2 separate regions of the Homo sapiens genome follow, and region 1 is linked to region 2. A link is a contact called in ENCODE Hi-C or POLR2A ChIA-PET data. All regions are on one chromosome and are shown on one strand. The core of a region is the stretch at or near the end of the contact, and the rest is flanking DNA. Distances in the headings are between cores, read along the strand shown. Region 1 overlaps PTPRK (protein tyrosine phosphatase receptor type K). Region 2 overlaps PTPRK (protein tyrosine phosphatase receptor type K).

Region 1 (6,210 bases), core at 14-2,513, 230 kb before region 2:
GGGACACCACACTCTGGATTGGGGGAAAATTTGGGGTATGGGTTGCCACAAAAATGAGCAAACATCAGTGTCTCCTGCCCTTTCCAAAAAGCACAAGGGGGCTATCCAAGAGAAGGGAGAAAGCAGGTCTAGGCTTGGAAAGGATAGGTGGAAAGTGTGGCACTAGCAAGGGGTTTTTGGAAGGCAAGGGTTTCCATATGCAAAGATTGGGAGATGGAGTATTTCAGCTGAAGAGAAAACTTAAGACTATTTTCAGGCCAAACAGTCCAACTTGAAGAGTGGGTTATATTCAATAGAGTAGTAGGAGATGAATTAGATACTGAGCATGAAAATAACAGCTATGAACTTGTCCTCATGCCAGGTGCTGCGGCAAGTGTATTTACTTATTAAATACTTCAAAATCCCGTAAAATAAATATTATTGTGTCTCCATGTTACAGCTTCTCTTGGGGCCATATGAGTAATAAAAGACAAATAAGTTTCAAGCTCAGGTCTGTCTGATATAGAAATACTTGATCTCAACCACCATAATATATTGGAATTTTCATTTTTGGATAGTTAGGCTACAAGGTTCTCTTGAAAATTTTGAGTAGGCAGTTGCTTAAATATGTACAATGTAACAGTATGATATATCCCATAATAGTGTTAGATTTGGGGTATTCTGGGAACATGCTGAAGAGGCAAACTACTCAGTTGGGGGTGGATGGATGGAATTTGCCTAGGAGGGGATATCAGCATTGAGACCAAAGACATAGAGCAGTTATCAGAGCCAATGAGGAGGGTTTTCTTGATAGAGAAGGCAGCATGTGAAGGGCCCAGAAGTACGGTACTAGGAACTGCTACTGGTATCTTTGAAGATTCTGTAATAGAGATGAATGTGGCAATTTGTTGGGACTAGATCATGAAACCCTTGGGTGTTATGCAAGGGAATGATGACTTTATCTTGGAGGCAACCTGATGATATGGAAGAGTTTTAGGCAGATAGGCAGGGGAGTGATAGGATCAGACTTCCACAATTAGAAGATTATGTTAAATTCATTTAAACAAATGTGAACAGTAGTGAATCAATTCCCAGGGGAAGTTTCATTGCCAAGTATTCTTCCTGCCGTGAAGATTAGCCTGTTAGTTACCAAGCCGCTTTCGTTTTCAGTGTCTGTGCTTGTGGTCGGTAACTTTTGCTGCTGTTGTTCTGCTGCTGTCTGCCATTCCATTCGCCATCTATCACGCACACAGAACCCTGGCCAGGATCATGAAGGGCGATTGAAAAGGTAACAAGAGAAAAAAAATGATAGATTAATGTAAGCCTGATGTTTGTTTTAGTGGCAGATTTTGGTGTTCACATGAGTGCCTGAGCCTGTCTAAATTAATCTCATATTCTCACCACAGTCTTCTAGCTTGAGAATTGACTGCAGGTAAAAATAATTGGAAATTATTGGTGTAGCCGAAACTGCATTACAGCTGCCAAGTGTGGATACACCGGAGCCAGGCTGCTTTTGTCTGCTTCCTCATAAACATTCTTTCCGCATTCTTTATCAGCACATAATCCTGAGACACAAAAAGCCTTTGTGTCCCACTGGGAATGTGAGAAAATCAAAGCTATCTATTGGTTTTGCTCCTGTTAGGAACCACTAACATTTCTATATTAACCACCCATGTTTTGAATTGAGATAGATGTTATCAGCAAGATGTGTCCTCCATTTATCCCCAAAGATATCACTGTCCCAATACAAGAAATCTTAAAGACAGACTGCAAATGTCTGTTTTCATCCACTTGATGCTGTGATTTGTGGATACTTGTTAGACATGTGAATTTAATGGGGCTTAGCCTAATAGTAAGCATTTATATAGAACTTCCCATGAGCCAGGCACTTGTATAGTAATACATCTAATCATCACCACAGTCATGTGAGGTAGCTATTATTGTTTTATACTGTTTGTTATGCACTGAATTGTATTCCCCAAAATTCATATGTTGAAGCCCTAACCCCCAATGTGATTGTATTTGGAGGTAGGGACTTTAAAGAGGTCATTAAGGTTAAATGATGTCATAAGAGTGGGCCCTAATCTACTATGACTGATGTCCTTATAAAAAGAGGAAGAGACTCCAAGAATGTGTGTTCACAGAAATGAAGACAGAAGACCAGAAGGTGGCTATCCAGAAATCAAGGAGAGTCCTCAGGAGAAACCAGCCTTATTGGTATCTTGATCTTGGACTTTCAGCCTCTGGAACTATGAGAAAATTAATTAATTATTTAAGCCTTCAAGTCTGTGGTATTTTGCTATGTTGGCCCTAGTATACTAATACATACACATTTTGCTGTGTGGGAAAATGAAGGCACAGAGAGGTTGAGCGACTGCCCCAAGGTCACATGGCTAGAAAATGACAGAATTAGGATTTACACATGGGGAGTGTGATTGTGGAATCAATGCTGTTAATCACCATGCTGTACTGCTTCTCATGAAGACAGAACTTCCCAGTATTGGGGCCTGGGCGGTATGACCATATTCTGCCTCTGGCATCTTTCCTCCCCTTATTTTCTGTACCCAGCCCTCTGCGTTCTAGTGTATAATACTCATGGACTGTTCACCTTGGGCTATACTATGTAGGAATGATGCATCTGCAGAATCCTTTACTCTCGTCATGGTTGGCAGTTTGCTCTGGTTTGAGCAATTTCATGGCTCAGAATAAGTAGGGTCAGCAAACATGTTAACATTTTTCTTGTCACGAATTAACTTTTCAAATAACAGCAAAACTCAGCTTCATTTTTTTCCCCAGTTTTAGTCTCATTGATTCAGTAAAAGAATGCTTTTGTAGTCTATTCTTGACTGTCATCTTTTGGAAAAGATTTTTTTTTGTGAAAGGACAGGAAGAAGAAAAGAGGAGAGAAAAGCAGTTGTTTGAATTAAAGTGACCATGTTAACACCTATGACTGGTCTGATGAATTGAGTACTTTTTAATTACTTAAATATGTTTAGTATGTTACATGTTTTAAAATAGTTCTTAAAATGTAGTAGCGTTTTTTCGTAGACACTTAAGCTTCAGCATACCTGAAGAAATGATACAGTTGTAAAAATGCAATACAATGACCATCGAGGGTGAGTAAGTGTGGGAAGCTTCCTGAAAATGCAGATGCAGAATGGATTATACTGCATACATATCTACATTAGGGTTGATCTGGGAAATTATAAAAAGTTTATTTCTGAGCTCATTAAACATTTCCTGCAAATTTAAAATTGAGTTGGTTGTATAGGAAAACAAAACTTATAATGAATACATGGACTCTTTTCCTGATCCTCCTTTTAATGAGGTAATTAAATGAAGAACAGACAATGTGTACATGGCCATGTGCCTTTCATATAGTGTAATTTAATACAGATACATGGCCACATATGAAAAGAATAAAATTAGATTTTATTGATTTTATATTTTCCTTAATTTTATATGACTAAGAGAGTTATATGACAAGTATTGTTTAATTTCTGAAACCATGTTACTATCACTTTAGTTATCATGATTCAGGCCGGAGCATATGCATCATTTCCAGGTGAAGTTTGTTCCAGCTCATGGATCAAGCCATTATCTGCTCTGTGTGCAGGACTCTTACCAGGATAAGAAGAAACAGGAGAATGCATTGAGCTTTACTCTAAACTGTGAAAATAAACATAAACTGCCTTTGGAACAATTTATGCAGTTTTTTTCCATCATGAAGCCAATTTGTTATCTATTTCTGCATATCAGTAAAAACATGTTCCTTATTCAAAATAAAATATTTCTCTTTATATGTTACTTTATTTAATACCTGAAGGTGCACTCCTCAACTTATGGCACTAATATTCGTTGCTGTGGAAATATTTTCAGAACTCAAGTTTATGATTTGTGGAAAGTGTACTAGAGAATCACATGAATTATTAATTAATTATTTTTTAAAGTATGCTTTTTTCTCCTATTCATGGTAAAAATAAAGAAATGTAAATTATGAGAAAAAGATTATTTTAATATATGGTAGAGTTTTTTTCTTTCTCATTAGAGATCAGTGGCTTTATAGCTTAGAGTAGTTTTTCTTATTTTTTTTTTGTGTGTGAGTAAACTTATCCTACTTTTAAAACACTCTATTTGTTGGTACAAGCTGAAAAAGTATTTATTGCATTTTCTTCATAGTTGAAATTTACTTTTAAGAATTCCCTTTAGATTTCAAAGAATTAAATGACATTTAAATTTATTTATTGCAAAACTTCAGTACCATTATGCCAACTTATGTATGATGCTTTTCTTCTTGAACCATATGCCTTTACTGCCTACTGCCAGAAATCCTATGGAGGTTTTGCTCTGAGCACTCCAGTAAGCAATTTTGGAATGTAATTATCCAGCATATTCAACAAGAAAGGTGAGGTGGAACCCTTATTTCAAAGAAAATTATCTGCTTTTGTTTATGTTAGAAATCGCGTATTCTATTGGCTCCTAGAGAGTAGGCATCTGGCTTGTGGATGCCCAGTATCTATTCTCCATTCTGATAACAGCATCCAGATTTTGCTTTGGGAATTGTGATGGTTAATATCTAGTGGCAACTTGATCGGATTGAAGGATACGAAGTATTGTTCCTAGGTGTGTCTTTGAGGGTGTTGCCAAAGCATATGAACGTTTGAGTCAGTGGTTTGGGAGAGGCAGACCCTATGTCTGGGTGGACACCACCTAATCAGCTGCCAGCGCAGCTAGAATAAAGCAGGCAGAAGAAAGTGGAATTAACAGAGTTGCTGAATTTTCTGGCCTTCATCTTTCTCCTGTGCTGGATGCTTCCTGCCCTTGAACATCAGACTCCAAGTTCTTCAGCTTTTGGACTCTTGGACCTGCACCAGTGATTTGCCAGGGGCTCTCAGATCTGTGGCCACAGACTGAAGGCTGCACTGTCAGCTTCCCTACTCTTGAGGTTTTGGGACTTGGACTGGCTTCCTTGCTTCTCAGCTTGTAGACGGCCTATTGTGGAACTTCACCTTGTGACTGTGTGAGTCAGTACTCCTTAGTAAATTCCCCTTCACATATACAACTATCCTATTAGTTCTGTCCCTCTAGAGAACCCTGACTAATACAGGAATCTACACCTCATTGAATGCGGTTTTGGGGGCAGAAAAGTTTGATACCTTTTCTTACTGGTGATAAGGCTCTCATCTGACCGCTCCTATTACAAAAGACAGGTTAACAAGAGAAAAGCATAGCAAATGTATTTAATCAAGTTTTATGTGACCTGGGAGTCTTCTGAAATGAAGGCCCAAAGACGCAGGGAAAACTCTATTTTTATTCTTAGGATTGATGAAGAATGGACACTCCCCCATCACTCTGTTACTATTAGATCATTCCCTTTTGTGAACACCTGTCTGTTCATTCTTCTTGGCCTTTCTGTAGTATTGCTTCCTCTTGGGTATGCTGCTGGACCCGCCCTGGAATGAGGCTCTTTAGGGAAGGATGGAGAAGGGAGAGGGTGACCTTTCTGGGTTTTATGGCCTGTTTTGGAGGAGAGGAGTTGCCTTGGGGAAAACAAATTTTGTTTTCTATGACTTGCTTCAGGGGAGATAGAGGGATAGGAGACAGAAGGGCAGGAGAAAGTCAGAATAAGGCTTTGCTTCTGAGGCTGTTTTTGAGGCCTTCCCAGTTTCCCAGTGTGCCACAGTGCCATACTTCTGTGTCATTTTCTGAAGCCCAACACAGTCCTGGAGGGACTTTCGGTCAAGGTGTCCTGCCTTCTTTTATCCAGGAGGTGGGTTCCTGAGCTACACCAGGAAAATATGAGTCCTACTTCAGAAAGCCATCCTCTCACAGGTAGTGAACATTGTAAAATTTAAAATGTCAGCGCTCACAACATGCAGCTTTCCTGCCATGTGAAACAAACAGTAGAAGAGAATTAGGGAGAGGAACTGGAGGTACTCTGCCATGTTAACATTCCCTGGTTCAGTTGTTGTTGAGAGCTAGCTTCTTTCTTGTGTATCCTGTGGTTTAACTATTCAACATTTCCTTTGATTCCACAAGTCAATACATTTTTTCTTTTTTTCTGAGCTAGTTTCAGTTGAATTTCTGTCACAACCAAAGTGATATCTATGTCAATTAAATATTTTTTCTGTGTTCATATTCATAAATCCTCCCTCCCTCCCTTTTTATTTTTTTCCTTTCTTCCTTCCTTCCTTCCTTCTTTCCTTCCTTCCTTCCTTTCTGTCTTTCTGT
Region 2 (5,896 bases), core at 2,001-4,500:
CTTCTCATAGGCACCCCAGTCTTGACTGATTCTTCTACAGTCTTCCTTGTGTTTGGCCCAGGGAGCGTTCCTGTGGGGTGAGCACTCGCTTCCCTTCCTTTGTGGAGGCAAGGAAGCTCATCACTATCAGTACTGGACTTCTCTGCCTGGTCCTCAGGGCTCAGTTCAGATCAGCTGGGTGTATGAAGGTGAAAGACTATGGTAGACGTGGGTCTGCCACCTCCCAGCAAACACTCAAGGAAAATTGGCCCAGTTTTTTATGAATTATCTAGAATGTAAAGCACTTAGACTTTTTTTTTTTTTTTTTTGGTTATTGGTTTTGGACCCACCTAAAAATTCTTGGGAAAAAAAAAAAAGAAGTACCATTTAACTTTGTATTATAAAAAAGACTGAAAGGGTATTTCATTTACAAAATTTATTTCACAAAAAAGACTTTTCGTATAAATGCATCACATTAAACAGAAAGGTAGGAATTCCTGATGTCTAAGTGTCTAGTCCTAAACTGATTTTCCAAAGCAACTGAGAGTTTAGTTGGTTTTGGAGACAGTGTCTGTCATTCTCTCCCTCTCCCTCCTTCTTTGCCTTGCCCCCTCCATAGCTCTGTAGTTGGGTCTAGTTTAGGGCTTACCTATATGAAAGATTAAGTAAACACTCTGTTCTTTTCTTTGGGAAGTTAGTGTTGTTTTAGTATGTGGGGAGTCGAACACTCTTTAAAATAACTCATTTCTAGAAAACAAAAAGGCCAAAAATTTAGGATAAGATAACAGATATTGAAGATCAATGATTACATATTAAGTCTGTCAGTGTGATTCTCTTGAGATAAAAAATCCTTTTTTAAGAGAGTATAGTGCATAATATATTTTTGCTTCTATGAACTTATTTGGTTTCAATAATTTAATATTGAGGCTGTCTCACATTTTAAACCTAGGGAGAAAACAGGTTGGAAACTACATAAAATTGGTGTATCAACAGTTTTGAGTTGCAGTTTAACTTTCACTATGCTGCTTAATTTGTCATCCATAAAATTGGGATGAATCCAAACCTGGAAAGTAATATTTGACTGTAATACCAAGCCATACAGCATTGCCTGATCCACATAAAGCACACTTGATCAGTTTTGTCATTTGCACATGTGGAGAGTTTTCTCAGGCTGAGTAACTCCTGGTATTGGATTCTAGGCATAATCATGTCATTCTTGCTTGTTGGTGCCATGAAATAATTAGCCCACCATGTAAGGGCCCAACTTGATGCTGTGCTTAAGAGTAGAGCCTATATTCTTGATTCTTGTGGAATTTGTGTCTTATATGAAAGTTTGCTTGACCCACCAGTTGCTTCTTTTTGCTTTTAACTGTTAATATAGCTCCAAAAGCTATTGCCCAAATTTGTCAAAATTCATATTTAAAAGTTCTGCTGTTCAATGAGCTAGTCACTAGCCAGATGCAATTATTAAAATTAAAATTAAAAATGTATTTATTCATTTGCACTATCCACATTTTAAGTGCTTGATGCCTGCAGGTGGCTGGTTAGTGGCTACTATGTAGACAGATACAGAACATTTTTCTTGTGGCAGACAATTTTGCTGGACAGTTTTGCTCTAGACTGAAGCTCTGCACACAGTACTTCCCCTGTAATAACTATAGACATCTGGCTAGTTTTTACTGTGTTACAAACATTTTGCTAATTCAAGTTTGGAGACAATGGATTTCATAAAGAAATTATAATAAAATATACCTGTCAATGTACAATGTAGTGTTTCACCATATTATGTAATAAAATATCTTAAGTGCTAGTTTGGAAAATTTGCTGTTTTTTGTTATAGTGTTTTTAACATCTTTTGCCCTCTAGAACATTATTCTCAAATTTTAAATCCATATAACTATTGAAAAATCTGTATAAGTATTGATTTCTGCTTTTACATCTTTAATCATATGAACCAAAAGAAATACAACAATGAATCATCTAATATGTTTGAACAAAAATTGATGGGTTTTTCTTTTTTGAAAGTTTTATTTGGAGCACTGAGCTTGGAATATAAAATAAATAAAGACAACATGGAATTTAAATTTGGATGGGTAAAATAGAAAATGAAGTTTAGAGGCTTGATAGATTGACAGATCAAGAGGGGTAAAACAGAAACTATTGCTATATAAGCTCAGGATGAAATACTAAGTAGAGACCTCAGCCTATACATAAAAAGAGATGGAAAAACTAAGAAAATGCATGTTTGTTTTGCAATTTAAATTTTTATTTTCAGATCTTAGAGGACAACTATATCATTAAATGTTAAGCTTGCTAAAGCAGTATTTTTTAGGTGTCTTTAAAGTAACTTACTACAACTTCCTATATTTTTGCAGCATCTTCTAATGTACATGAAAGTTCAGTGAATGTACATGAAAGTTCAGGGACCACATGCTTAAATACTGGAGTTGAACGGAGAACTAAGCTTGTTTTGAAATAATTTTTGTTGTCCCTGCTTCCAAATTTGTTGTGGTAGTGGTTATATGAGTCTTTTATTTATTAGGAGATTAGGAAACTGCTTTCATAAATGGACATTATACAAGCATCTTCAAGAAACATGTTTCGCTTCTCCAGCTCCAATTAGAAAAGCGGTAATCTCCATCCCAGCCTTCTGGATGGCTGGCCTCTCTTCCTAACTTTCTTACCCGAATACCTCTTTATAGGAGGCTTACTACATGCCATTTGCTATGCTAGATATTGTGGGTAGCAATGATAAAGGCCATCTTCTCTATTTTATTTTTGGGCATCCTCAGGGTTAATGCCGTCATCTTTTCCTTCAACAACTGCAGTGGTCTCCTTAACATTGTCTCTGCTTCTGGATCTTGGTCTCCCACAAACCACTTCTCACAGTCATCAAAACAAACTTCTTCAGATCATAATTCAGATTATGTCACTCCTCTGCTATAAGCCTGTTCTGTTACATTTAGAATGAAATCCAATCTTTTAAAAAATAGAATAAAAAAAAATATATTTTAGGAAGCCATGTCATCAGAAGTGTAATCCAGAGAATAATATACTCTATAGGTCTAAAAAAAGATTTTCTAAATTATGCAATTATATTTTGATAAATACTTATAAATATTCAAATACAGACATCAGTAAAATGAAAAGTGAAACTCATTTCACCCATTTCATTCAATTTCTCCCCCAAGATGACTACTGTTAATTGGGTCTATATAGTTTAAGGCCTTTCCTATGAAATTACGTCCATGTTGTACGTTTGCTTTACATATGTTATGGACTGGAAAATGAAAGCAGTTGTGTGGAAGGGTTCTTATGTTACAGAAGGAAGTCACATTTTTTTAGTTTCCTTTTAACTTTCTTTAAATGAAAAGGAAAGAATGTTTTAAGTTATATCTTCAACTGCTAGAAAGGTAGTATACTTAGAATTTTTATGGCCCTTTCCTAGGGATTTATGATTTTCACATAAAAGAATGAAAATTGAACACACACTGAATTATACTTCTAAAACATACTTGAAATTTTTTGCCTCTCTCTATTCGTGTTACTTAACCAGTGCAAACTTACTGTAAGTAACGAAATCATTGAAGAAATACACAGAAAATGAAAGTAATCCATAATCTCACCTTCTGCTTTCTAGAGATGACTCCTAATATTTTGACAGGTGGCACATACATATGCATGTATGTATGTGCATATATGTACATTATATATGTGTGTGTGCATGTGCATATTAAACTTGATATTCAGTGGAATCATAATACATAATGTTTTGGTTTCCTTAATTAGGTTATTGTGAAAAGCTTTCCTCTTCATATTCTATTTTTAAGCAACCTGTCCCAATCTGACAATTTCTCACTCTTAGTTTAGTGGTTTTGAGCTGTGGCATACTGGTGTTCCCTGACAGTGGTATTGCAGGTGTTGAAAAATTTGTAGTGTGATAACCTAGCCTATAGGGTGGAGCCTGGAACTATGACAGTTGTCTTTTTACTTCAAGGTGCCACACAGTTGTTGTCATCTCCTGTTTGTTTTTCATAATATAAAAGCATTTGGGAAGCACTGCTAAAAATCCATGCTTTCCCTGTCTCCCTCCTCAAACATGGACCTCCCCACACTTCTCCCAGCTTCCCTTATTACCTCTCTGAGGCTCTTCTCCTCACAGCAGACTGATCTTTTAAAAACACATGTCAGATATCAGGAACTTAGGAATTCTACCCCATATCCTCCACTGGCTTCTCAATGGAGTCAATAAAATCCAAATCCAGTTATTGGCTAGCTCCACGTTAAATTGTCTTCTGCTCTCTGCCTCCCTCATTCAGCTTTCTGATCGTGGAATGCTCCAAGATCATTCGTATCTCAAAGTCTTTGTGCCTGTCATTCCCTCCGCCTGGAATGGCATTACCTCCATCTTCCCATTCTGGTCTCTACTCATATTTTGCCTTCTCAGAGGCTGACCTAATTACCCCGTCTCTACCCTTCTGTTCGTTAACTCCTTTGCCTCCTTGCCTTAGCACTTTGGTCACTGTTCCATATGCTTGTTTAGTGTCTTTCTTCCATACTAGCCTGTTTTCCATGAAGACATCAACTTTGTTTTATGTTTTTCATCTCTTGTACATATCAGGTGCTCGAGAAATAATTATCTAATGAAAAAGTACATATACAATGAAAAAAGTACATAGCGAAACTAACATTTTTATTCAGTATTTGTTTCCTTTATTTCATTTTCCCAGTGCCTTGGATTTTTCTGGTCAGTTATCTCTAGTGTTAGCATGAGCACTTCAGGAAGAGGTAAGGGAGAGATATTAGCCAGTTAAACCATGCATGATTACTCTGTGATATCAGTTTTATGTAACATATTTTGATCTTTTTAACATAGTCAAATGGATGTTGTAACACTTGCTTGATTTAACATTATATTTTGGTCTTTATTATAGAAATTTTAAGGAATTTCACATAATCACTATTTTCTTATAGAAGAATATAGGGACAAGCAGAATGGTGATTTTCTTAAAGGCCTTATTTCTTAAAGAGAATAAAATTTAGTTTATGTATAAAGAAAATGATTTTATTCTCAGACACTTTCCTCCCTGTGTGTATCCCCTCAAATTATCACATTTAAATAATTCTCAGTGGTCCTAATTGATTTCTGAATAAAATATATTCTGGCCATTTTTCTTTCTCCCAGGATTTATTATGAGCCATGACAATAAAGTTTAGGTCTATTTACAAATCAGAGAACCTTCATATTTTTGAGAACTGGAACTTTGAACTAGATTAGTTGAGTATATCATGTTGGTTTTTTTGGTGACACGCAGTATAGAGAAAATTAAAAATGAATTTCCATCACACCTATCTTTGAAAACTGAATTTAGCTTAAATTGAAAGGGGTGAAAAGTTGGCATTTTATTACATCATTTCACTTATCTTATAAATCTTAGAGTGAAGACAATGTTTATGACATTATTTTAAGTCTGAAATTAAATTTAAGTGAAGCCTTTCTGAGACTTATTTATTTTAAACACTTGTTATTGCATTTTGGATTAAAAAATTACATACACAAATTTGTTTTCCTGAATATATAATGTGTTTGATCTCTCCATAAATATGTATGTTAATATAGCACTAAAATCTAAATCTTTCCACATTATTGTACACGTAGGTATGCAATAAATATTTCTTGATTGGTTGACTAATATCCAAGCATATTTAGGCATACTATTACATGTTTAGGTCTTTCTGATGAGATTCCAGTTCTTGAATCTGGTTGTTGCTACCACACTGACCTTTTTAAGGTGCAAATCACATTATCCCTCATGTAGAACCCTTTAAAGGCATTACAACACCTTCAAAAATAAAATAAAATAAAATGAAAAAAGGCAGACTCCTTTTTGTGGTGTAGAAGTCCATGCAAGATAAG

The links. Hi-C counts contacts between places; a loop is a spot of excess contacts on that map. ChIA-PET counts read pairs that join two places held with the same protein, here RNA polymerase II (POLR2A). Pooled maps may share reads with other maps.
Region 1: a map with no recorded cell type shows a loop between it and region 2 (2.7-fold over the local background). The contact joins two enhancer-like sites. A Hi-C loop is called at or near these places in 3 of 37 single-sample maps with no recorded cell type and 1 of 50 pooled maps. POLR2A ChIA-PET finds 5 or more read pairs at or near these places in 1 of 52 experiments (GM10248).

The regions. Positions count from the first base shown.
Region 1 is chr6:128,486,789-128,492,998 of GRCh38, reverse strand. The region is part of intron 1 of PTPRK (protein tyrosine phosphatase receptor type K); the gene reads left to right. Among named protein-coding and RNA genes, the nearest start is that of PTPRK, 31 kb to the left of the region's middle. Within about 2 kb of position 1,263, at least 15 of the 41 ENCODE cell types and tissues checked have a DNase peak (open chromatin) inside an H3K27ac peak, as active enhancers do.
Region 2 is chr6:128,257,270-128,263,165 of GRCh38, reverse strand. All of the region lies in intron 3 of PTPRK (protein tyrosine phosphatase receptor type K), which reads left to right. Among named protein-coding and RNA genes, the nearest start is that of PTPRK-AS1, 230 kb to the right of the region's middle. Within about 2 kb of position 3,250, at least 2 of the 41 ENCODE cell types and tissues checked have a DNase peak (open chromatin) inside an H3K27ac peak, as active enhancers do.